Linked DNA regions of Homo sapiens: region 2 is linked to region 1. Evidence: chromatin loops called from intact Hi-C (ENCODE). Cell type or tissue: chondrocyte. All regions are shown on one strand. Links, peaks and the distances in the headings refer to the core of each region. The heading gives the core; the rest is flanking DNA.

What was found. Peaks named below come from ENCODE experiments on the same cell type or tissue, not always from the same donor. Only the 100,000 strongest peaks of a DNase experiment are listed, where the experiment ranks them.
Region 2: a loop joins it to region 1, with 7 times the contacts of the local background. A loop is called at or near these places in 11 of 110 quality-filtered maps.

What each region holds. Positions count from the first base shown.
Region 1 is chrX:130,053,110-130,064,308 of GRCh38, forward strand. It overlaps BCORL1 (BCL6 corepressor like 1), which reads left to right. Exons shown (of 14, transcript NM_001379451.1): 14 at 2,745-4,962. The coding sequence ends at 3,027. It overlaps ELF4 (E74 like ETS transcription factor 4), which reads right to left. Exons shown (of 9, transcript NM_001421.4): 9 at 10,846-11,199. Among named protein-coding and RNA genes, the nearest start is that of ELF4, 52 kb to the right of the region's middle. RefSeq lists silencers at 7,120-7,379, 7,400-7,699, 7,720-7,789. In chondrocyte, for the core only: CTCF peaks have their summits at 7,582 (motif pointing left) and 7,782; DNase peaks (open chromatin) are centred at 7,365 and 7,866.
Region 2 is chrX:129,631,060-129,642,258 of GRCh38, forward strand. No RefSeq gene overlaps it. Among named protein-coding and RNA genes, the nearest start is that of APLN, 18 kb to the right of the region's middle. RefSeq lists a silencer at 6,543-6,712. In chondrocyte, for the core only: a CTCF peak has its summit at 6,636 (motif pointing right); no DNase peak of the experiment used is centred there.

The sequences.
Region 1 (11,199 bases), core at 5,874-9,873:
GCCTGGGCGACAGAGTGAGACTCCGTCTCAAAATAAAATAAAATAATAAAATAAGTCAGTGAACCAGCATGATGTGCACAGGATGGGGAGCTAGGTAGACGATGGATGAGGAGGTCTTTAAGTGAGAGCCTCTGTTTAGGGCTCTAACCATTAGACCACAGTTTCTTTGCATCCCCTGCCCTCCCCCCCACCACCCCACACGCATAGCCTGATCAGAATAAAAATAGCATGTATGATGGCACTAGTAGGGATCAAGTTTCAGGGGCTTTTGGTCCTTATTCTTCTGGGCATAAGCTGATCCCTGAGGACAGGGCGGGGCCTCTGGGATATAGTATTGCACGGTTAATTAATTCCTCCGATGTATTCAGCACCTCCCTCTCTGAAACAGGATCTTGGGCTTCAGGCAGTAAAAGGACCAGGGTAGTCTGCATTAGGTGCAGACAGAACACGGGCCACGGAGGGCTGCGTGCCCCTCAGCGAGCTGAGTGGCAGGCACGTGGTTAGCCCAGAGCCCGGTACCAGCAAAGCTGGTTTTCCTGACGTGACATCCTCTAGCGCTCGCTCTAGAGCTGCCTTTCCCCACAGCTGCAGCACACTGTGAAAATGTCTGTTCTTCAAGAAGTTGGGGGTGGGGGTGCTAGCGTAGAGTGATGCCTCTGAGGCCCTATGGGGTGCAGAAGGGCCTTCTGAATCACCAAAGCAAGACTGAATTCTCATCACTAGTGTGAATGTTCTCAGGGCTTTTTTCCATTCTTTGGAAGTGATGGTCCAAGTGTATGATATCTGTAGTCCCCTTTTCTTAACCCAGAGCCCTCCATTTCCTACTCATGTGAGATAAGAGCTTGCTGTCATTTGGGAGAAATGTTCCATTTTAGGGATAAGGATCGTGGGTCTGGTTAGATGTTTAAGGTGCTGGAACAGAACATTTGATTCTATAAACATGTCTTAAACAGCTGCACCAGGTCAAACCCTGGGGACCTTCAAAGAATCCACCATCTAGTGCAGTAGACAGACAAGTATATAATTAACTCTAATAAAAGACAAAATGTCCTAAGCAGATTTATTATAAAAAACTCCAACAGTTTCAGAAGGGTGTCAAATGCAAAAAGTTCCAGTCCACCCTGAGCCCCCATTGCTATGCTGCAGAGTGAACCACAGTTTAAGGTTCTTTTGCAACCCTTTCAGAAATGGGTTTTGTTAGTAGTATTACAATAGGGATGTGAATCAAATGCCACGAGACCATGGGAGATGGAAGAACAATGAGTTACACCGGGGGAAGGTTTCACAGGTGATACAGTATCTACCTGAGCTGGGCCTGGAAGGAGAGAAGGATGGAGCAAGGCACTGAAACATACAAGTTCAGAAAGTAGGGGGAGTCCTTTATCATGTGGCTGGTGCTTGGTAGGGTGGGGGATACAATGTGGGGTGTGTGTGTGTGTGAGAGAGAGACAGAGAAAGAGAGAGACTGGGTGGACATTGGGCTGAAGAGGTTAGAAGGTCTCATATAATATCATGCTAGTGGCCGGGCATGGTGGCTCACACCTGTAATCCCAGCGCTTTGGGAGGCTGAGGCGGGTGGATCATTTGACGTCAGGAGTTTGAGACCAACCTGGCCAACATGGTGAAACCCCATCTCTACTAAAATACAAAAATTAGCCAGGCGTGGTCGTGGGTGCCTGTAATCCCAGCTACTCAGGAGGCTGAGACAGGAGAATTGCTTGAACCTGGGAGGTGGAGGTTGCAGTGAGCCGAGATTGCGCCACTGCACTCCAGCCTAGAGACTCCGTCTTGGAAAAAGAAAAAAAAGAAAAGAAAACTGTAATGGTAACAGAAGATCCAGTGAGGGTGGGTGGGGGTGCAGAAGAGTGACTCTTGGCAAAGGGAAACCGGTTAGGAGGCTGACAAGACAGAGCCCAGGCCAGAAGTGGCAAAGGCTGGAGCTGGGGTAGTGGAATAGTGAGGAGGGAAAACCCTGTGAACTGGGACCACTAATGTGGGGAGGCAGCGTTTCTTCCCGCATTAGTCAATGTAAGCGTTTGGCCCGGGATCGGCCTCTCCAGCACCCCTCCCAGCTGTCCCCAGGCTGCCACCCAGTCGGGTGTGCTCAGCAAAGTCAGACTCCACTTTCTGTAATGTGAGCTCTGGCCCTGCAGAAACGATGGTGCTGCTGCTGGAGAAAAAACTTGTCTAATGCATTCCAGAGCCAAAGAGAAATGCCTTTTGGATTACCCGCAGTTTAGGCCTTTCTCCACGGCTCCCCCTCTGCTGGGGAAGATCTTGGAGAGCAAGGAGGCCAGGGAAGCAAGAGTAAGAACAGGAGAAGGGAAGGCAGCCAGGGTTGGCAGGGGCGGGAGTCGGAGGAAAGACTGGTCCCAGCAGATGGCAAATGCCAGGTCACAGGGGCGCAGGCTAAGTCCCCAAGAAGCCTGCTAAGAGTTTTAGGTTCTAGAATGCCCCTTTGCCTCCTGTTTGTGTTATTTTGGAAGAGGTGGTCACTGATTGCGTGCTCACCATTTAGCTGAAAGCCGGGCCAGGCATTGCAGGGGACAGGAGAAGACATTTGCCTCAGCTATACCCAAGGAGCCTGTGGTTTAGCAGGGGACGGGGGAGCCAGACTGGCAGTGAGTTATAATGGGAGACATTGATGGTCGTGCAGCCTTTGTGGGCTTTGCAGAGTGTTCTGGGTCGGTGCCCCCACCGCTTCCTCCAGCCTCCTTCAATAACTCCCATCCTTGCCTTTGCAGGCCCTGCAACTGGTTCCTCTTTTCCGATGTCTTGAAGAGGCTGAAGCTTTCCTCGAGGATCTTTCAGGCCCGGTTCCCGCACTTTGAAATCACCACCATGCCCAAGGCCGAGTTCTACAGGCAGGTGGCCTCCAGTCAGCTGCTGACCCCTGCCGAGAGGCCTGGAGGCTTGGACGACAGATCCCCCCCAGGCTCCTCTGAGACTGTGGAGCTGGTGCGGTACGAGCCAGACCTACTTCGGCTCCTAGGGTCCGAGGTGGAATTCCAGTCTTGCAACAGTTGACCGGGAAAACAGCCCCTCCTCTTCTTTCTCCTTCCGAGTTCGCCCTTCCCCCACCTCCTTGTCTTTCCCCGACCGAGCACCAGACTGCAGAATGAGGCAATAATACGGACCAACAAGAAGCCGCCTTATCAATGCCAGCATTAGCGACTGGACTGTTTTTGTTTTTTTGGTTACAATTAGTTCTCATCTCCCTGTCGTCGTCATTGTTATCGTGGTTGCTGATGGGGGTGGAAAGTTGAACTCCATGTCTGAGGACAAGAGGTCCCGGGGGTGGTGGGAGGTGGCGCCGGGGTCCCTTGGACTGGCCTCCTTGTTCATGACCAAGACCAAACCTGGGCCCTGGATGGCCTTGGCCTGTCCCGAGGAGAAATGAGAAAATCCCAGATCTCTGAGCGCCCCCCAACTCCATTCCCCTGTGTTCTTCTGTCTTCTGTAGTATTTATTTTATTAGTATTTAATTTGTATTGTTTCATTGGTTTCTGATAAGTCTGTATCACTGTGACGATTTGAGACAACTTGTTGTATTGAGGGACTTTCTGTACCTCCTTTTCTTTTTCTTTGTTGATGAGCTCTGACAAAGCTATTCCCTGGTGTTTTTTTCCCCCACTGGGGAGGGGGTGAGGTGGAATGGGGTGGGGGAACATGGACTTGTGACTAACGAAGCTGGTTGCTGCTGGCCCAGGGCTGGGGGCTTGGGGGTAAATCCTGAGGCTTTGGTGCTCCCCCACCCACCCATTCCCGCCCTTTGCAGCAGCCCCGCTATCTTGAGATTAGTGTTGACAGGGAGGGGAGGATTGTGAGGTGAGGGGTTAATAAGTTACTCTAATAAAGGAGCGTGGAGAAGGGATCTGAGGGGTGAGGGTGGCCCCCCTCCTCACGCCTTCTTCACTGCCCCCCTCAGAGTGCACAATACGAGTTTGTTCCTGCCTCCACTCTCCCACCCCGTTCTGGCCTCCCTGTCTCAAGATACTGAGCCTCTCACCTCCCAGCCCTCAGCCACCCCCATCCCTGCCCCTTCTGAGACTCACAGCACCCCTTTCCTTCCTCTCCTCCCACCTCCTCCCTCAGCCCCTCATTCTCCTTGGGAATCTGCAGAGGGCTCTGGGACTCACTGCCGGATGTGAAATCCAGGCGTCAGCTGTTTCCTAGGCAAGGGCAGGAAAGTGGTCTCCAGCCCTTGCTCCACTCATGCCTGGGGGCCTGGGGCTGAGTGGTATCCCTACCTGGCCTCCCCCTGGCCTCTGGGCCTCCAGCGCTGGGTTTGTCGAGTGAGAGAGAGAGAGGAGCTTGGGTTGCTTCCCTGTCCCCGCCCCCTCTGTGGCATTGTCCCTCCCACTCTTATTTTTCTACCAATTGCTATTTTTCCGAACAATCCTTGTAGAGTATGTACCATCCAAAGGCAGGAGGGCCTCGCCGTGGCCGGCTCTGGTTGGAGATGGTACAGTTTTATTGTACAGGTGCTAAAACAACAACAACAAAAAAGAAAATGGAAAAAAAAAAGATTAAAAAAAAAAGGAAAAAAAAAAAGCCAGTTTGAGGATGGGACAATCTGTTCTCTAGAGGCTCCTGAGCCATGCGGGAGCATTGGTGGTTATTTTCTTTGTATTGTGTTTGTTCTTTGTTCCTGGGGGGGAAGTTCTCGGCCCCCTTCTGTAGGACTGCTCCCCACCCCCACCATACTGCCCAGTTGGTTTTGAACAGTTGTTTTCCCTTTTTAAGAAAAAAAAATACATATATATATACATATATATATATAAAGTTGAGGGGTTTTGGACTTTAATTTGTTGGTTTTGTTGGGGTTCCTGGTATTGTGTAGTTTATTTCATGTTCTGTTTGCCTTTCCTTTTTTCGCATTTGGGTGTATATTCTGGCTGCCCTTTATGTTTCATTTTAAGCAACTGGCTGTGGAGTCAAAAACACTTGCATACTGAAAAACCTGTGTCAGGGCTTCTGTCTCCCGTCTCTCTTTTTCTCTCCCGTCTCTCTTTTTCTCTCCTCCCCTTTGGGACTTTTTGGTGGTTTCAGAAGGTGGGCATTGTGATTCAGTAAATGGGGAGCCCCCGCCATCCTGCTTTGCAGCTGTGGGTCCCAAGGGGTACGATGAATAAAGGCAAGGTGGAGTGGCTAGTGAACATTGGGTCACGATCTGGAAAGAAAAAGAAAGGGGCAAATCCTGGGGGCGGGGCCAGTGGGGGCAAATGGAGCATCTGGCTCCTGTTGCTTTGGTTTGGGGTTGAAGCAGGTGCCTGGGCAGTCCTTGTTTACATAGGAGTAGCAGGGTTGGAGGAAGTAGCCTTCTCTGTGGTGGCTGTGGGAATAAGCCTCCTTAAGGAAGTCCCCTGCTTGCCCTAGGCCACCCTGCCGAGGTGGCATCTGGCTGCATGGCCTCATCACTGCCCTCACTGTTGTGCCAGTGCTCCCCACCCACGGTGCAGGCCTTCCATGGTTCTGTTTTCCTGCCACCGAGCTACCATGAAGGCAAGATGCCCATCCTGGATTTTGCAGTTTTTCCTCCCACTTCTGAAAAACAGTGGTAGAAGCTATGATTCTTGTGATTGCTGGTTCCAGAATGCACCAGTGACTGAGAGGAAGAGGATGTTCGAGAGGCCTGGGATGAGGCCCTTTGAAGCTCTATTCTCTTAGGGCTTCTCACTGTGGCTTTCGAGTCTGGAGAGCCCTGTTAGAGAGTGTAGAGGCGAAGGGATCTGTGCGTCTGGCTGGCTGGAGTCCAGCCGTCCTCAGGAGTGAACTCTAAGCTGCTGTCTTTGCTCAAGCCTCAGAAGCTTGGCTCGACCCAGGTCCAAGCATCATCCTCTTTGAACCATAGCATTAATCTTCCTCATTGGCCGTCCTCTCCCCACTTTCTGATCCCAAGGCCCTATGCAATAGCCACCTTTGTCAGATTCCCAAACAAGCCCACAGTGGTTCTGAATTCAGGTCGATCCTGTGCTTGGAACTTGCAGTTAAGTCAAGAAATCTGACATGTTGATAGGTTATAAAGCCATGTGGTGAGTATAAGAATTCAACTAGTCCCAGGATGCTATGGGAGCTCAGAAGCATGGGCAAGGGCCCTGGGAACACATCCTAGAAGAGGTGATGCCTAGTTGATACTTTAAAAAGTAGAAATGCAGGAATTAGAGGTGGCAGGGAAGAGTGTTTGAACTGAGAGGACAATCTGAGCAAAGGCTTGGATACAAGGGGAGTTAAAAGCAAAACCAAACAGCAGATTGTTTTATTGCTTTTGGGGTTCTTTGCCCACGGCTTACCTGGAGTCCCACTGCCCTTCTGCCAGGTTGGAAAGATCAAGGCAGGAAGTATGGGCCGTGGCATTAAATCTACATCCCCGGTCAGGATTGGGGTGAGGATGGCTTGGTGGCCTCTTATTAAATGATCTCCCAGTCCTTTTAGTATGGTGTAGAGGAAAGAGCCAGCACCACTCCTAACTACCTAGGCTGACCTTGGGCGAGAACCTAATCTTTCCCAGCCTTAATTGCTCCATCAGCCAAATGGAGGCCAATGTACCCACCTACTGACAGAGCATCACACTGAGGACCATAAAGATCTGTTTAGCCAAAATTAGTTCCTCCTTCATGCCGAGCTCACGAACCTATGGTTAATGAGGGTCTTATCAGAACGCTCTTTGGGCTTGAAAGAGAGGCTCTGTTCAAGTCTTGGTGGGAGGAGGGATAGTCTCCGCATCCCTATTTGGGGTAGGTGGGGTTGGGGGCGGTGGTGAATGGGGCAGTAAACTCCTGCTCGGTCCATACTCTAACCCAATAACCGGGAGGCCTGGTGGGTGTTTAACTGTGTCCTGCCCATGCAAAGACCAGTGTGTGTGTGTTTGGGAAGGGTGGGGTCCGCCCCAGGGGCGTCTGCTCAACTGCTGGGCAGGGGGACGCGAAGTGCTCGGGCCTTCTGGATCCCGCAGCAGGATCCGGGCCGGGGCTCCACTCGTTTCCCTAGCGCTCCGGCTGCCACCGCGCGGGGGTCGGCCGAGCCGCAGCGTCCGGCCTCTGGGGGCGACGTCTTTAGGCCCCGCGCCGGTCCTTGGGAGCCGGGCTCGTGCGGCGGACGGTCAGGTCCCTCCGCTAGCAAACGGCTGTCTGGGGCGCCTCGATCGCTCTCCCGCTTCACGGTAGAAGGCGGCGGCGCGCGAGGGGAGGGGAGGGCAGGCCGGGTGACTGCGACTCCGCGTGCTCACCTGCTGGTCCGCGAGGCTGAGGGAGGGGGCGCCGGGGGCGGGGCCAGAGCGCGGCTGGCCAATGGGGGAGCGCATTCGGCGGCCGGCTAAATTCCCCCTGGAAAGTGAAGGGGGCTGGGGTCGAGGGGAAAGTTCGAAGCTCCGGAGCAGCGGAGGGCTTTGGTGGCGGCCAGAACCATCCGGGGACAGTTGCAGGCGCAGGGGCAAGATCGGGGGACCGGAAGACGCCAGCCGCGGCCGCGGCCGCCTCCGCCAGGGACGGTAGGCCCAACCCTGGCTGCCCCTCCCTTCCCGGGCCCCGCCGGGCCACTCTCCCGCCATCGCTGGCTCGACAGCGCCACCTGCTGGACGTCGGCCTCCACGTCCGGCGCGCCGGGGCCCGAAGTTCTCGGAGGCTGGGACCTCAGTCTGGGAGGGGAAGGAGCTCACTCACCCCAGGTCCAGCGGCTTCAGAGCTGGAGGCAACTGCCTCTTTTGGAGTACAAGATGGGATCAGAAAGGCCTGTGACCGTCAGAATAACTTCTTGTCCCGCCCCACCCACCGGAGCTGACACTTCCACCGCACAGCCCCACCCAGGGGTGAGGAAATAGTGGCGAGGCAGTCCCTGGAAGCGGGCAGCAGCAAAGGGCGGGAGTTCGGGAGTTGCACGTGGCACCTGGTGACAGCAACGCACAGCTGGCAAGCAGCCCTGGGCTCCTCATGGACCCTGTGATCCGGGGATGTCTGTTAACACTCCAGGGGCAAAGGAAGTAGCCGCCTGCAGTGTTATAGGAGCGGGCAGAAAGCTGCCTTAGCTCCCAAGTGTGGATTGTCCTCCTCCCTCTCCTCTTGCCTGCCATAGCATAGGGCAGAAGTCTCAGAATTAAAATCAGGACCAGTTCCTTCTTTCAATAAGCATTTATTAAGAACCTACTGTGTGCTAGGCACTAGGGATATATCAGTGACTAACACACAGTCCCTGTCCTTGAGGAGCTCACAGCCTATTGGCGGGGAACCCTACATAAACACGTAATTAAAGAACTGTACTGTGCTAAGTGCTACCATAAGAGGTATTTACAAAGTGCTGTGAGGTGGCTCAGGGCTGTAATCCCAGCACCTTGGGAGGCTGAGGTGGGCGGATCACTTGAGGTCAAGAGTTCGAGACCAGCCTGGCTAACATGGTGAAACCCGTTCTCTACTAAAAATACAAAAATTAGCCGGGCGTGGTGGCACGCAGCTGTAGTCACAGCTACTTGGGAGGCTGAGGCAGGAGAACCGCTTGAACTCGGGAGGCAGAGGCTGCAGTGACCCAAGATCGCACCACTGCGCTCCAGCCTGGGCAACGGAGGGAGACTCTATCTCAAAAAAATAAAGAAAACAAAGTGCTGTGGGAACCCAGAGGAGGGAGTAACATATCAGCTGCTGGGAGATGAGGGTCATCTCTTGACTCCTGACTCCATTAAACCAAGAAAAGGCAGAGACTTACTGCCACATGACTCTGGTTAAAATGAACCTGTCTCCTGAGGTTCTCCTCTAGCCCTCTCCCATAACTGTATCAGCACAGGTTAATTGGTTTAGCTAGTTTCACACTTGGAGTAGGAAAGAAACTGGACAGGGAAGTTGCTTTAGGGGTAGAGGATGTTCAAAATAGTAACAAATTTTGAGTGCTAAGATGGGGGGGTGGGGTTGGGGATACCATGAGGGCACTGAGCCAGGGAGGGCAGGCCCAGAGCAGTGGAGCACCTGGGGTGAGTGCCTGTGCAGAGGGGAGGTCAGAGGTCACCTACCTCAAAGTTTGGTCCCCATCTCCCACCGGCTCCATCAGTAACCATTACCTTGATCCTTTGTACTGTGCCATGTTACGTGGTTGATACAGTCCCTCCCACTCCTCAAGGAGGTAATGTGCTAATTGGGGACACTAAATAGGTACAGGTCATTGAAGATTTAAGTAACAGTTTGCATTATAATAGATGTCACAGGGTGTTCATGATCAGTTGCTGAAAGAGTGGCAATTGCAATAAGTTTTAAATAACTCACTTAGGACAGACTGGTCTGGGGAGGCAGAGTCCATGAATCGAGTCTTGAAGGAGGGACACAATTTAATTGGTACTAGCAGGATAGGAAGGACATTCTGATTGAGTGGAACCAATCAGATCTTGAAGGATGGATTGTACTTTTTTTCTTTTCTTTTTTTTTTTTTTTTTTTTTGAGACAGTCTTGCTTTGATCACCCAGGTACAATCTCGACTCACTGCAAATTCCACCTCCAGGTTCAAGGGATTCTCTGCCTCAGCCTCCCCAGTAGCTGGGATTATAGGTGCGTGCCACCAAGCCCGGTTAATTTTTGTATTTTTAGTAGAGATGGGGTTTCGCCATATTGGCCATGTTGGTCTCCAACTCCTGACCTCAGGTGATCCGCCCACCTCAGCTTCCCAAAGTGCTGGGATCACAGGCGTGAGCCACTGTGCCTGGCTGTGGATGGATTTTCTTTCTTTCCTTTTCGTTTCTTTTTTTTTTTTTTTTTTTTTTCAAGATGGAGTCTCACTCTGTCGCCAGGCTGGAGTGCAGTGGCGCGATCTCGGCTCATTGCAACCTCTGCCTCCCGGGTTGAAGTGTTTCTCCTGCCTCAGCCTCCCGAGTAGCTGGGACTACAGGCACACACCACCATGCCCAGCTAATTTTTGTATTTTTAGTGGAGACGGGGTTTCACCATGTTGGCCAGGATGATCTCGATCTCTTGACCTCGTGATCTGCCTGCCTCGGCCTCACAAAGTGCTCGGATTACAGGCATGAGCCACCGCGCATGGCCAATGGATTGTATTTCTAAAGGAAAAGATACATAGAAGGGAAGAATATTCATTAAGAAAACACAGGAGTGTGTAAATAATGTTGAGTTTGTCTGTATTGCCTAGAGCAGGTAAAAGATAAATGGAGGATCTTGGTTTCCAGGTTTAAAATGCTTAGAATATATGTAGTAGATAATAAGAGCAAAAGCACAGAGTTTGGAAATTGTAAACAGAGGCATGTTCACAGGCCAGCAAATCCATCAGTTTGACTGGAGCAGTGCCTTGGGGTATGAGTGGTGGCAGAAGGAGCAGGGTGAGTTGACTGGGGAAGTCAGTTAAGACCCAAAGGTGAAGGGTCTTGATGGCAGGCCAAGGACTTGGGGCTTTGTCCTGAAGACAGGGCTGATGCTAAGCTTAAAATACTTCCGGAGCTACTGCCCTGAGCCCAAGTGCTCCCCCATCCCTATTCCAGGACCCCTGGACTGGCTTCAGCAACGAAAGGGCTAAGTTTAGAAAGGATTAGAGATTAAGTATTTTGAGTATCACCCCTACCTGTAGGCCAGGAGGAGTCAGTGAGGGCTTTTTATCAAAGGGCAAATGGGAGGGGTTGAGACAGATCACGCTGGGAGCCCCTGTGTGTCTTGGGTAGTTTGAACTAGGGTGGAGGCTTCTGGGAATGTGGAAGAAAGGCGAGGTTTTACGGACATTGCAAACCACAAGCTGGACTTCGGGAGACGGGAGAGGGGGATGGGGGTGAAGTGAAGGCAACGATCAGACAGCTCTGAAATTTCAAATTTAAGAGGTCAGGAAAACAGTGGCACCATTAACAGAAATAGGCAAGTCGTGACGGCCTTTTTGTTTGCTTGATTTTTATTATTATTATTATTATTATTATTATTATTATTATTATACTTTAAGTTCTGGGATACATGTGCAGAACGTGCAGGTTTGTTACATAGGTATACATGTGCCATGGTGGTTTGCTGCACCCATCAACCCGTCATCTTGGAAAGGTTTTTTGTGAGCGTGGAAATAATTTAAAAATCCATTGTTGGCCAGCCGTGGTTGCTCACGCCTGTAATCCCAGCACTTTGGGAGGCCAAGGTGGGTGGATCACCTGAGGCCAGGAGTTCGAGACCAGCCTGGCCGAAATGGTGAAACCCTGGCTCTACTGAAAATACAAAAATTAGCTGGGCATGGTGGCAT
Region 2 (11,199 bases), core at 4,226-8,225, 420 kb before region 1:
GTCCCTATGAGGCAGGCACTATCATTGCCTCCATCTTATAGATAAGGAAACTGGCCCCGAGAAGTTCAGTGCCTTGCCCTTAGTCTCCCAGCTGATAAGAAGTAAAGCTGGGATCTGAACTCAGGCCATCTGACTTCAATACCTATGCTTCTAACCACTAGGTTATACTGCCATTTCGCTGAGCAAGGCAGCTTGTAGTGGAGCTGATGCCCCTGCGGATTGAAGGCCCACTCATTCACACACTCACAGCCACCCCTGCTTGGAGGTGGCATAGCAGGGAACAAGTTGGAGTTGCCAGAGGCCCCAAGGTCTCCACCCTACCTCTATCTTGGAGCTTAAAGTATCTCGCTCCTGGCCTCTTTTAGGAATGGTAGGGCCATTAGCCCAATGAAGGCTTTGCCATGAGTTTCTCAGACCTTTGCAGGGATAGCAGGGCCCTAAGGAGACTGAACCAGGGTGGAAAAATCTGAATAGGAGTGGAAGAGGAGGGTACAGGGCAGCCCATTATTATCTCTGGTCATTTAACACTTCTTAAACACCTACTATGTGCCTGTACAGGGGGCTGGAACTACAGCAATGGACCAGAGACCTGTCCCTGCAATTAGAGAGCTCACAGTCTAGAGGGGGAGAGCAACTAGCAAACAGACTACAGAGAGGGAAACTGAGGCCCAGAGAGGTCAAAGGCCTTGCCCAGGAATACTCAGTGGGTGAGTCACAGAGCTGGGCCCAGAGTCAGTGCTCAGACTCCCAATCCAGCATGATCCCTGCTACAGCAAAAGCAAGCAAATGCAAACAAGCTCAGATGAAAGAGGGGTGTTATGAACTAAGGAGAGGCATGAGGCAGGCAGGGTTAGGCAGAAGGGCTATCTTACTGGAGGTGGAGTTCAAAGGAGGGTGCTACAGTCTGAATGTGTCCCCCAAAATTCATGTGTCGAAACGTAAAGCGAATATGACAGTATTAAGAGGCAGGGACTTTCGGAGGTGAGTCATGAGGGTGGAGCATTCATGGATGGGATTAGGGCCCTTATAAAAGGGCTTGAAGGAGTTGGTTTGTTGGCTTCTCCTCTTCTGCCATGCGAGGACACAGCATTCCTTCCCTTTTGCTCTTCTGTCCTTTCCACCACCTGAGGACACAAGTGTTCCTCCCTTCCAGAGGATGCAGCAACAAGGTGCCATCTTGGATGCAGAGAGCTGCCCTCAACAGACAACTGAACCTGCCAGCAGCTTGATCTTGGACTTCCCGGCCTGCAGAACTGTGAGAAAGAGATTTCCAGTTATAAGTGACTTAGTCTCAGGTATGTTGTTATAGCAGCACAAACAGACTAAGACAGGGGAAGGATGCCCTGGTGGAGGGGTGCGACTGGAGAAAGCTCAGTGCTCAGTGAGCCCCAGTGAAGTCCCAGGAAAGCCACTGGCAGCAGCCCACACGCTTGGGCGGTTCCTGGACAGCCAAAGGAGGAACCACACCCACCAGGCCCACCAGCCTTGGACGTGGCCCAGCAAGGCCAAGCGTTTAGTAATTGGCGAAGTGACTGTCTGCTGCCGCCCCAGTCCAAATGAATAATTATGGAATGTTTACATGATGTGGTGTTCCTGACACCTTCTCAAGTTTCCATGGCAACTAGGAACCACCGCCCCACCCACCCCCAACCCAACCCACAAGATGTTCTGTCTGTTGTGGCCAGCAGCTGTGTCATGTTGTGAATAAATAACACATGCCTGGCCTTGGAGACTGGAGTTACCCTACAGTCATCCCTGACAGGGCAGACTTAGTGAGGGGATGGGGCTGCAGCAGGCAGTAAGGCGTCTCTAATGCTTTGAATGCATTCACCTGCCTCAGCCCAATGTCACCAGAGATAGGCCATGGGTCAGCGTTCATCCCAGTGGTCCCTCCTGGAGCTAGTAAGGAGACGTCCCTGCTAAAGAGATGTTCAATGTTTAATACACCCAAGCTTCAGTTTACTCCCCTTGAGCTTTTGTTTTCTCATCTGTTGAAGATACCCATGCCTGTCTCAATAACTTTTTATAAAGAAGAGATAAGATGACAACCAGGGCCAGGCACTGTGGCTCATGCCTACAATCCCAGCACATTGGGAGGCTGAGGCGGGCAGATCACCTGAGGTCAGGAGTTCGAGACCAGCCTGGGCAACATGGTGAAACCCCGTCTCTACTAAAAATAAAAAAATTAGCCAGGCGTGATGGCACACAAGAGAATCTCTTGAATCCAGGAGGTGGAGGTTGCAGTGAGATCGCGCCATTGTACCCCAGCCTGGGCAACAGAGTGAAACCCTGTCTCAAAAAAAAAAAAAAAAAGAAAAGAAAAAAGAAAAAGATGACAACCAACCAGCATAGAAAGCATATCCTACCATAATGGCTAGCACTTAGTAGGTGCTTAAAAATGTCACATCTGGAAGGTTCGTTCTAAACATTTGTGCCTGCCCCCACAACGGAAACTTCTCTCCTCCCCAGATCCCCAGATCCATGAATAAGTGGAAGGGCAGAAGCTCCAGTGGTCTTCTGGAAGTCAGAGAACCCAAGTTAGAGGTCAATAACGTCCTGGTGGATTGGGAGTAACCCTACAAACGTGAGACTCTTGTTTTAGCTCTGACTGTCCTAATGGCTGGCGATGGGGCCTTGGGCAAGTCACTTGCCCTTTCTGGTTCTCAGCCTCTCTGTCTGGACTATGAGATGGAGTGGCCTAGACCAGAGGTTTTTCAAATTGTGTTCCACAGAAGCTTGGGTGCCTCAGGGAACTCTGTGGTAGGGAGAGGGATGAGACTGAATGGGTGGGGCTCTGGGCCCCTGAGCCTGCTTTGATGGAATTTATATGTGCCAAGGCTTTAAAAAAACAGTTTGAGGCCAGGCACAGTGGCTCACGCCTGTAATCCCAACACTTTGGGAGGCCGAGTCAGGTGGATCACCTGAGGTCAGGAGTTTGAGACGGGCCTGGCCAACATGGCAAAACTCCGTCTCTACTAAAAATACAAAAATAAAAATAAAAATAAAAATAACTGGGCGTGGTGGCAGGCACTTGTAATCCCAGCTACTACTCAGGAGGCTGAGGCAGGAGAATCACCTGAACCTGGGAGGCGGAGGTTGCAGTGAGCCGAGGTCGTGCCATTGCACTCCAGCCTGGGCAAGAGAGCGAGACTCCATCTCAAAAAAAAAAAAAAAAAAAGTTTGAAAACTCTGACCGCATGCTTTTGGCTTTGATAGGGAAAGAGAGCTCCTTGGCCACTTCCTCAATCCCAGAGTGCATGAGTTCCCTGGCCTGGGAGCAGATACACCAAGAGAGGCACTGGATCCCAAAGGTACCCCAAAGCTCCATTTTCTCCCACACCACCCATCCTGAGCTGTCTTTCTGTCCCAGAACTCCTCTCTGACAGTTCCAACTGCCCAAAACCAGGCTACTTCCACCAGATGCCCTGAGGAACAGTATGGCAAGGGGCCCTGGGCAGGGAAGAGGCTGAGGAGGAGGAACAGGCCCTGGCCACCTCTTTCCTTTAGGAGGGTACGACAGTTCCCAGTGGCCCAACCTCCCAGGGCGTTCTCCCAGAGTGTGGAGGGCGGGGGCCTAATCTGCATTTGGGACAAAGCCTACCCGGTGCTCGAGTGTTGTTGTCATGGAAACTCAAAAGGTGTTATTAGCATCTTTTCAACTCAGTGGCCCTGTGTGGTCCAGTCCATGCAATCTTAGCAGTAGCACACCATCACCCTGGCAACCCATTAGCCTAGTGTTGTTACCATGGAAACTCCAGTAAGGTCGATCAGTCCGGGAAGTTCCCAGAGGAGATAGGCACTGGGAGATCTGCCCAGCAGTGCCTACTCTGAGGGTCTCCCAGCTGACAGTGACCTGCTCTGCATACACTGACAGTAGTTTAGGATCTTTTCCGGAGCGAGCTAACAGTCCATGTGACAGGAAAGAATTTGGCCCTGCAGACTGGCAGGTCTATGCCTCGTTACCATGGAAATGCTGCTTGTCAGGATCTCAAAGCACAGTGCAAAACTAACTCTTCCAGGAGACTGAGGCTGGCAGGAAAGGAGGCTGTGAGCCTGTTCTTCATTCACATGCCCATTCATTCATTCATTCGTTCATTCAGTATTTAGTGCACGCTCATTAATACAGTGGGCACTGCGTATGTCCGAGGCTCTAACTGGAGCAAACAGGTGGGCTCACCAACTCTCTTCAATTGAAAAGTATATTGAGGTGGAGGGGACCATCTTACTTCCTGTGTCAACCTCCACTGGAGGAAAAGGAGTTGACATGCCCAAAGGAATGGAATCGGGGGGTCTCTGTGTGTCGAGGGGTACAGGGAGAATACTTGCTTTCTGTAGCCTCCTGTTTTTCACCTATCCCCTGCTTAAGCCTTCAGGAAACAGATCTTTGTGTGGTCTGGATCACCAAAGGCTTGGCCAGACATGCTAGAAGTTTCCAGCAGCCACAGCTAAGTGAAGTTAGAACAGGCTACGTTGGGAAGCAATGAGCTCCCCATCACTGGAGATGTACAAGCAGAGGCAAAAAATCCTGCTCAGTGAGGGCCATGTAGAGCCCGCAGAGCACAATGATTCAGAGCTCAGATTCTGGAGCCAGATAGCCAGTCTTCAAATCTTGGCTCAGTTTACCAGCTGTGTGACTTTGGGCAATTCACTTAATCATACTGAGCCTTGATTTCCTCATTTGTAAATGGGAATGATAAGAGTTTCTTCCTCATGGGCTTGTTGTGGGGATGAAATGCGTATAATATATAAAGCACTTAGAACAGTACCTAACATATAATTGCTCAAGAAATGGTAGCTTGTATTATCCCTTGATGGCCCAACTAAAGTCCCTGACAAGCTTGGGATTCTATATGACTATGGGTCACTAATCTTCCTGCACACGGAAAATCAGAAAGGGACTCTGGCAAGGGTAAGATTCTGTGCTGACCAGAGAGCTGGCTGAGGGTAGCACCTCTGAGCTTTGAGCTCATCACCACTTGCGTGCTTCCAGCAATAGTTTTCCTTTCCAAGTACTTTTGGATCCATGTCTCAATTGGGCCTAAAGACAACAGCAAAGGGCACAGTTACCATCCCCTGTGATAGATAATGGGAAGTAAAGCTAAGAGCGGGAGAGTGGCTCACCTACCAAGTGGCACAACTGGGATGGAAGCTTTCTCTCTGTCACACCACCTCACAGTCCCCAGGGCCGCCATAAGGGGAGGACAGCAGTTGGGAAGGAGCAAGTCATGGGCTGGGCGGAGGAGGAGCCCAGCATGACAATAACCTATGAAAATCAGCTTTCCACTGTCTGCACTTCTGCAAGGAGGAGTTGAGGCCAAAGCCAGGGAGCAGAAGGGGGTATTTCCTAGAAATGCGGCGGGAGTGGCTGGTGTGCTCCACCCATGGGCAAAGGACAAGGCTCGGCCTGCGTGTGAGCACTCACTTGGAGCTGAACTTGGAGCCTCCAGAGCTCCCATCCCTCTGAGCTCACTCAGAAAGCTTTCCCTTTGGGCAAAGTCCAAGGGGGTCATTCAACTGTGATCTGACACTTCTGCTTTCAACTTAATAGCTCAAGTATTTAACGGATGGCTCATGGCCTCACCAAGGGATTTTGCTTGCCGAGACTAGCAAGGTGGGCTAGTGTTTTCATGCCATTTGGAGGAGCAATGAGAAAGGATTGTTTAAAAAAAAAAAAAACTTTGCCTGAGAACAAGAGTAACGCCCTAACTCATGGCCTCATGAAGCTCCAGGTTAAAATGCACACGTTACCTGGGAGTATGGGAATTGGACAGGGGCAATAGTGAAAAATCTTTAATAGCCAGCAAGGTCTGGACACCAACTGATTAGAATGTTTGCTGGCCAGAAACACGCTATAGGGATGCACCAGCCCAGATAGAGGAAAACAGCAGCCCTGGATGTGGGCCTTGGCAGGGGCCGGGTGAAGGGAGGGTTTGCTCCCTGAGAGGTCCCATGAGCACACGCAGGAATCAGATCTGCCTATGGCCACCAGAAGGTATGAGATTTCCCACAGCAGCTGGTGGTGGGGGGGTGGGCAGGGTTGGTGTATCTGGTAGGGGGAAAACTGGTGGGAACATGGGGTTCACTGAGGGAAGAGCTCCTTGGGACAGCTCGAGGGCCAGACAGCCTAGGACAGTCCTGTAAGGATGCAAATGGGGCCTGGCCTGGCCTTGGAGACCCAGATGCTGCCCTCTGCCCTCACAGACTTCACCCCTGGTGCCTCTGGGTGGCAACTTCTCTCCCTCTCTCAGTGAACATGCATACGGACTATAATATGCTACACAGCGTGGAGCAAATATGCATACCCATTCGGTGTTCACACAAGCACATGCATGGAGCCCACGTATGCCCATGACCTGTAGAGGCATCCTCTCAAGTCAGTGGGGCACACCCACAAAATTGTTCAGACTCAGAATCTTGGAGCAGAAGCAATTTTAGAGCTGCCCCCATTAAAAAAGTCGTCTTTGATGAACGCCAGTCAGCCACTCCTCTACACACACTTTGGCGTTTGCTCGTTCTCACACCTCCTGCAGAACAGGAAAGAGGAGATGACCTCGGGAACTTTCTTAAAATGGCCTGTGCCTAGACTTGACGCAAGCCTGAAGAAGTCCCTGCAGTTCCAGGACTCAGCCAGCAGGGGGCAGCCTCTCATGACACACTGGGTTTCCCCCAAAGAATAAGCAGGCTTGGAGAAGAAAGAGAGGCCGACTGCAAAGAAAGGGAAACATATAAGAAGTTTCCAGAGTGTCCGGCCATCAAGCTGACCCAGATGCATGTAGCCAGCCACTCCTGTGGGTGAGGAATTCTCAGCCCCTCATATTCAGCTGGTGAATTGATAGAGTCTGGGGCAAGTTATCAGAAGAGGATGTCTTAGTGACCATAGTACATCCTGCTTGCCCAGCCTAGAGCCACAGAGGGAATCAGCCAGCACACAGGAGTTCAGTGGAATCTCTCATTCTGCAAGTCACAGCCTCTCTCAGGGCCTGCTTCGTTGTCTGTGAAATGGGTTTAACAATAAATCACATCTGCTTCCTCCCACCTTGGTGCTTTGGACACAAGCCCTGTGCTCCCTCTGCTGAGACCTCCTTTCTCCAGCTTAACCCCTACTCACTCCTGAGGTGTCAGCTCCCACTTCACCTCCAGGAAGCTTTCTCTGACCCCAGATCGTGCACTCAGTGATAAACTTCCTAGAGGCCTGTTTTTCGCCTCCAGGGCCCTTGCCACAGTTCCTGGTTAGACATTCGGTTGTGATTTTTGAATAACATCTGTTTCCCTCTCCAGGTATTAAGGAATGTGGTACAAAGTAGGCCCTCAATAAACATTCAGCGAATGCTGAGAAATGAATTCCCATAGCTCTTTTACAGATCAAAAAGCACTTTCACATGCAAACAGGGTGGTCTTCATGGTACCCGCTGAGAACGATGGGGTTTTTTCCCCGTTACACACACAGCACTCTCTACTGTACCAAACATTTTAACTTCAGAAACTTCAGTCACTAGAAGCCCGAGAGGGAGCCAGGGATTCTTACTTCCATTTTAGAAAAGGTAAAGCTGAGGCCTAGAAAGGTGAAGTGACTGACCCAGGCTTGGAACTTGGAGGAGTCAGGATGTTTAAGTCTCCGCATCCCATGCTGGAAGGTATGATCATTACATTCCCTCATTATCACTGTCAGCATCGTCACCTCCATTGTGGCTATGGCCATGCCTAGTCTGGTGAGGAGGTGTACAGTTGGCGAGCACAAAGGCTTTTGAAGGTGGCGGGCAGAAGTCTGGGTTCCAATTCTGGCCTCACCTGCAGGTGACCATCGGGGCTAGGAGAGCATCCAGGGAGGATTCATGGGGGAGGGGAGCCTTGGCTGGCAGTTGGAGGACCCGGAGAATTGGAGGAAGGTGGAGAACCTGGGAAGGGAAGTCTGGGGAAACTAGAAGAGCACTGGAAATGGGTTTTGGGTGACTTAGGCTGAGGCTTTCCCTGCTTCTGCTTCCTAAAAGATGGGTATGAAGCTCCCTCCCTCGCAGGTCCTGCTGAGGCCGGTGCGCAGGCTCAGGGCCAGGAGAACATCCCTGGGGTTGCGGGGGAGTGGTACAGAGGGCGCTGTGGCTACAACAGCTAATGAGGGATGTCACACCCTCACCACACACCTTTCGCTGGTGCCTCCCAGAGGAAAGGTGAGGACCAAGTCTTTCTCCACTGTTCCTCCTCCACTGTCCCTTGCATGGTGTCCTGCACAGAGTAGGCGTTTTTTTTTTTTCTTTTGCTGTTGTTTGTTTTGCTTGTTTGTTTGAGATGGAGTCTTGCTCTGTCGTCCAGGCTGGAGTGTAGTGGTGCAACCTCCGCCTCCCAGGTTCAACGGATTCTCCCGCCTCAGCCTCCTGAGTAGCTGGGACTACAGGTGCCCACCACCACACGCAGCTAATTTTTGTATTTTGTAGAGACGGGTTTTTGCCATGTTGGCCAGGATAGTCTCGAACTCCTGACCTCAGATGATCCACCCACTTCGGCCTCCCAAACTGCTGGGATTACAGGCATGAGCCACCACGCCTGGCCAAGGGTAGGCATTTTTTAGCTGATTGTTTTGGGGTAGGGGTAGGCCAAAGAGCTCTTTATAGGCTTGGGTTCTAAAAGTTTGGGCATAGATTGAGAGAAGGGGAGCTCCTTTTGAAACTTACACAAGGCATGGGACCTAAAACTTGACAGGCAATTTGGGAGTGGGAATGGGGGTGGGGCAGGCTGTGGAGCTGAGCTAGAGGGTAGCCCAGAGTAGAGGGAAGGATGAAAGAGGATAATCAGATCAGAAGGTCTCTGCAGTGCTGGAGGTGGAAGGGGCTGTGTGGTGAGATTCCCTCCTCCATCCCCCTGCACTCCTCACTGGGACCTTTTTCCTCCCTGCTTTGTTTATCCTCTCTTATCTTTCCATATCCCTCACATCTGAGGAGTTGGGAATTTCCAAAGGAGAGAGGAACTCCAGGCTTCCAGAAAGCTCAGGAGCCTAGAGACATGGGGGATGAAACCCCCCATAACGTATGCCAAAGTCACCAGCCTCTATCCCTACACCTGCTGGGGAGGGAGCCAGAGATGTCTCTGCCTAGATGGAAAAAGAGGCACCCTCTTTCCAACAGGCCTCTCACAGCCCCCAAATCACAAGCAGTTCTGTTGCCCTGGGACTGAGGGTGCCAAAGCGAAGCCCCTCCCCTACAGACGAGAGGTGACTGCAGCCCTGGAGGGAATGCTTGGCATTTCAGCAGTGCCTTTGCCTTCCTTTAAAGCAATGCCACCTTGTTTCTCTCAGTTCGTTTGCACATACCACAGAAGATCTTTAGACTAATGGCTTACCTTCTCAGTGACTCAGTTTCCTCAGCTATAAAATGGGATTGTGATGGGGACTGACTAAGTCAGGACAGGTGAAGTTCCTCAAACAGTGCTTGGCACATGAGAAGCGCTCTACATGAGTTTGCTAGGACTATCTAGCTATGTTCCTTAAGCGTTCACTTATCCTTTCTGAGTCCCACTTTCTTCATTTGTAAAAATAACAGGGCTTAGGGTACTGAATGATCTCTCAGGCTCATGTCAGCTCTGCCCTTCTATGATTCTGTGTGTTTAAGGTAGGGAAAGCAGAGATTGTCATCCTATGAAAATAGATGAGGGAGAACCAGGACCCCTGATAGATGAACAGACCTGCCTGGAGTCACACAGCCAGTTACTGACCAAGCTGGGGTTAGGATCCAGAGCTCAGAACCCCAAGTTTCACACCACCAGGCTAGCTCTGCAGCAGTGTGCCAATTTTTTAACATTCAGGGAAGATCAGAAAGCATTTAATTTGTGCAAAGGGAGAAGTATGGAATGGAGGTTCCAGCAGGCCCTGGGGTTATGGGAAGCTTGTGCAACCCACGTAACCCAGCAGTGGACTTCCTCACTGGCTTAGGTTCCCATTTTCCTGCCATATGCCTAATTCTTCTCCCAGAGCTCCTCCCTACAGGTCCCTGGGTCAGGTCCTGAATTGCCTCTGGAGGGCAGCCTGAATCACCCCCCACTGTTAGCTGGGACCCCAACAAATCCCTAGTCACAAGCAGGTGCTTCACATCTACCCACCCAGGTGTCCTGGGCAGGTGAGGAGGCTGAGACCCAGAAAGGGCCAAGGAAAGACTTTGCTAAGCTACCCAGCAAGCCCTGGGTAGAAGCAGATTCAGGACTGGAACCCACGTTTCTGAGCCCCTGGCCTTGTGCAGAAAGGAACCCCAATGGCCAAGCAGGTGTGCTGGAACAGGTGCCTGGCTCCACAATTCCAGACAGATCAGGTGCTAATGGTGAGCACTTAACACCTTTGGAGAGGCCTCCTGGGCTGCTGCCCAAGCTAAGCTTCTACAAGGAAAAATGCCGAGGACGTAATCTGTCCCTGGGGAGGCCCTAAAGGTTATCTGGGAGACCGGAAATTTCTAGTGACTGAGGCACACTCATGGTGGGAAAGAGGACCCTTAGCAGAAGCAGGGAAGCTATCATAGTTTGTTTTCTGTAGCCACAGACTGGGTAACTTATAAAAAAAATAGTTTATTTAGCTCACAGCTCTGGAGGCTGGGAAGTCCAAGGGCATGGCACTGGCGTCTGGTGAGGGACTTTTTGCTAAATCATGACGTGGTAGAATGGCATCACATGGCAAGAGGGCAAGAGTGTGCCAGCTCAGGTCTCTCTTCCTCTTCTTATAAAGCCACCAGTTCCATCATAGGGGCACAACCCTGATGACCTTATTTAATTTTAATTACCTACCAAAGGCACCACCTCCAAATACCATCAACATATGAATTTAGGGATTAAATTTCCAAAACATGAAGTTGAAGGATGCATTCAAACCATAGCAGCAGCTGACCTGAGCCGGGGACAGACCCAGGTTTGAAGCTCTACTCACCCATGAGTGGCTCTATGAATTTGAACAAGTGACCTCACCTCCATGAGCCTGATTTTTCATCTATAAATTGGGGTAATGATGGCTGCCCTGTCCAGTTCTCAGGGCTAGAATGAGGCTTAACAGAGATAATAATAGCTCCCACTTGGTAGGCTTGTAACATGGGCCGGGCACTGTGCCAAACACTTTCCCTGCATCATCGCGGTCAATCCTGACCACAGTGCTATAAATTGGGCAGCAGCATCCTGCCTAAAGCAGAAACATGGGCTCATCCAGATCAAGACCCTTGCTGCAAGGTCACACAG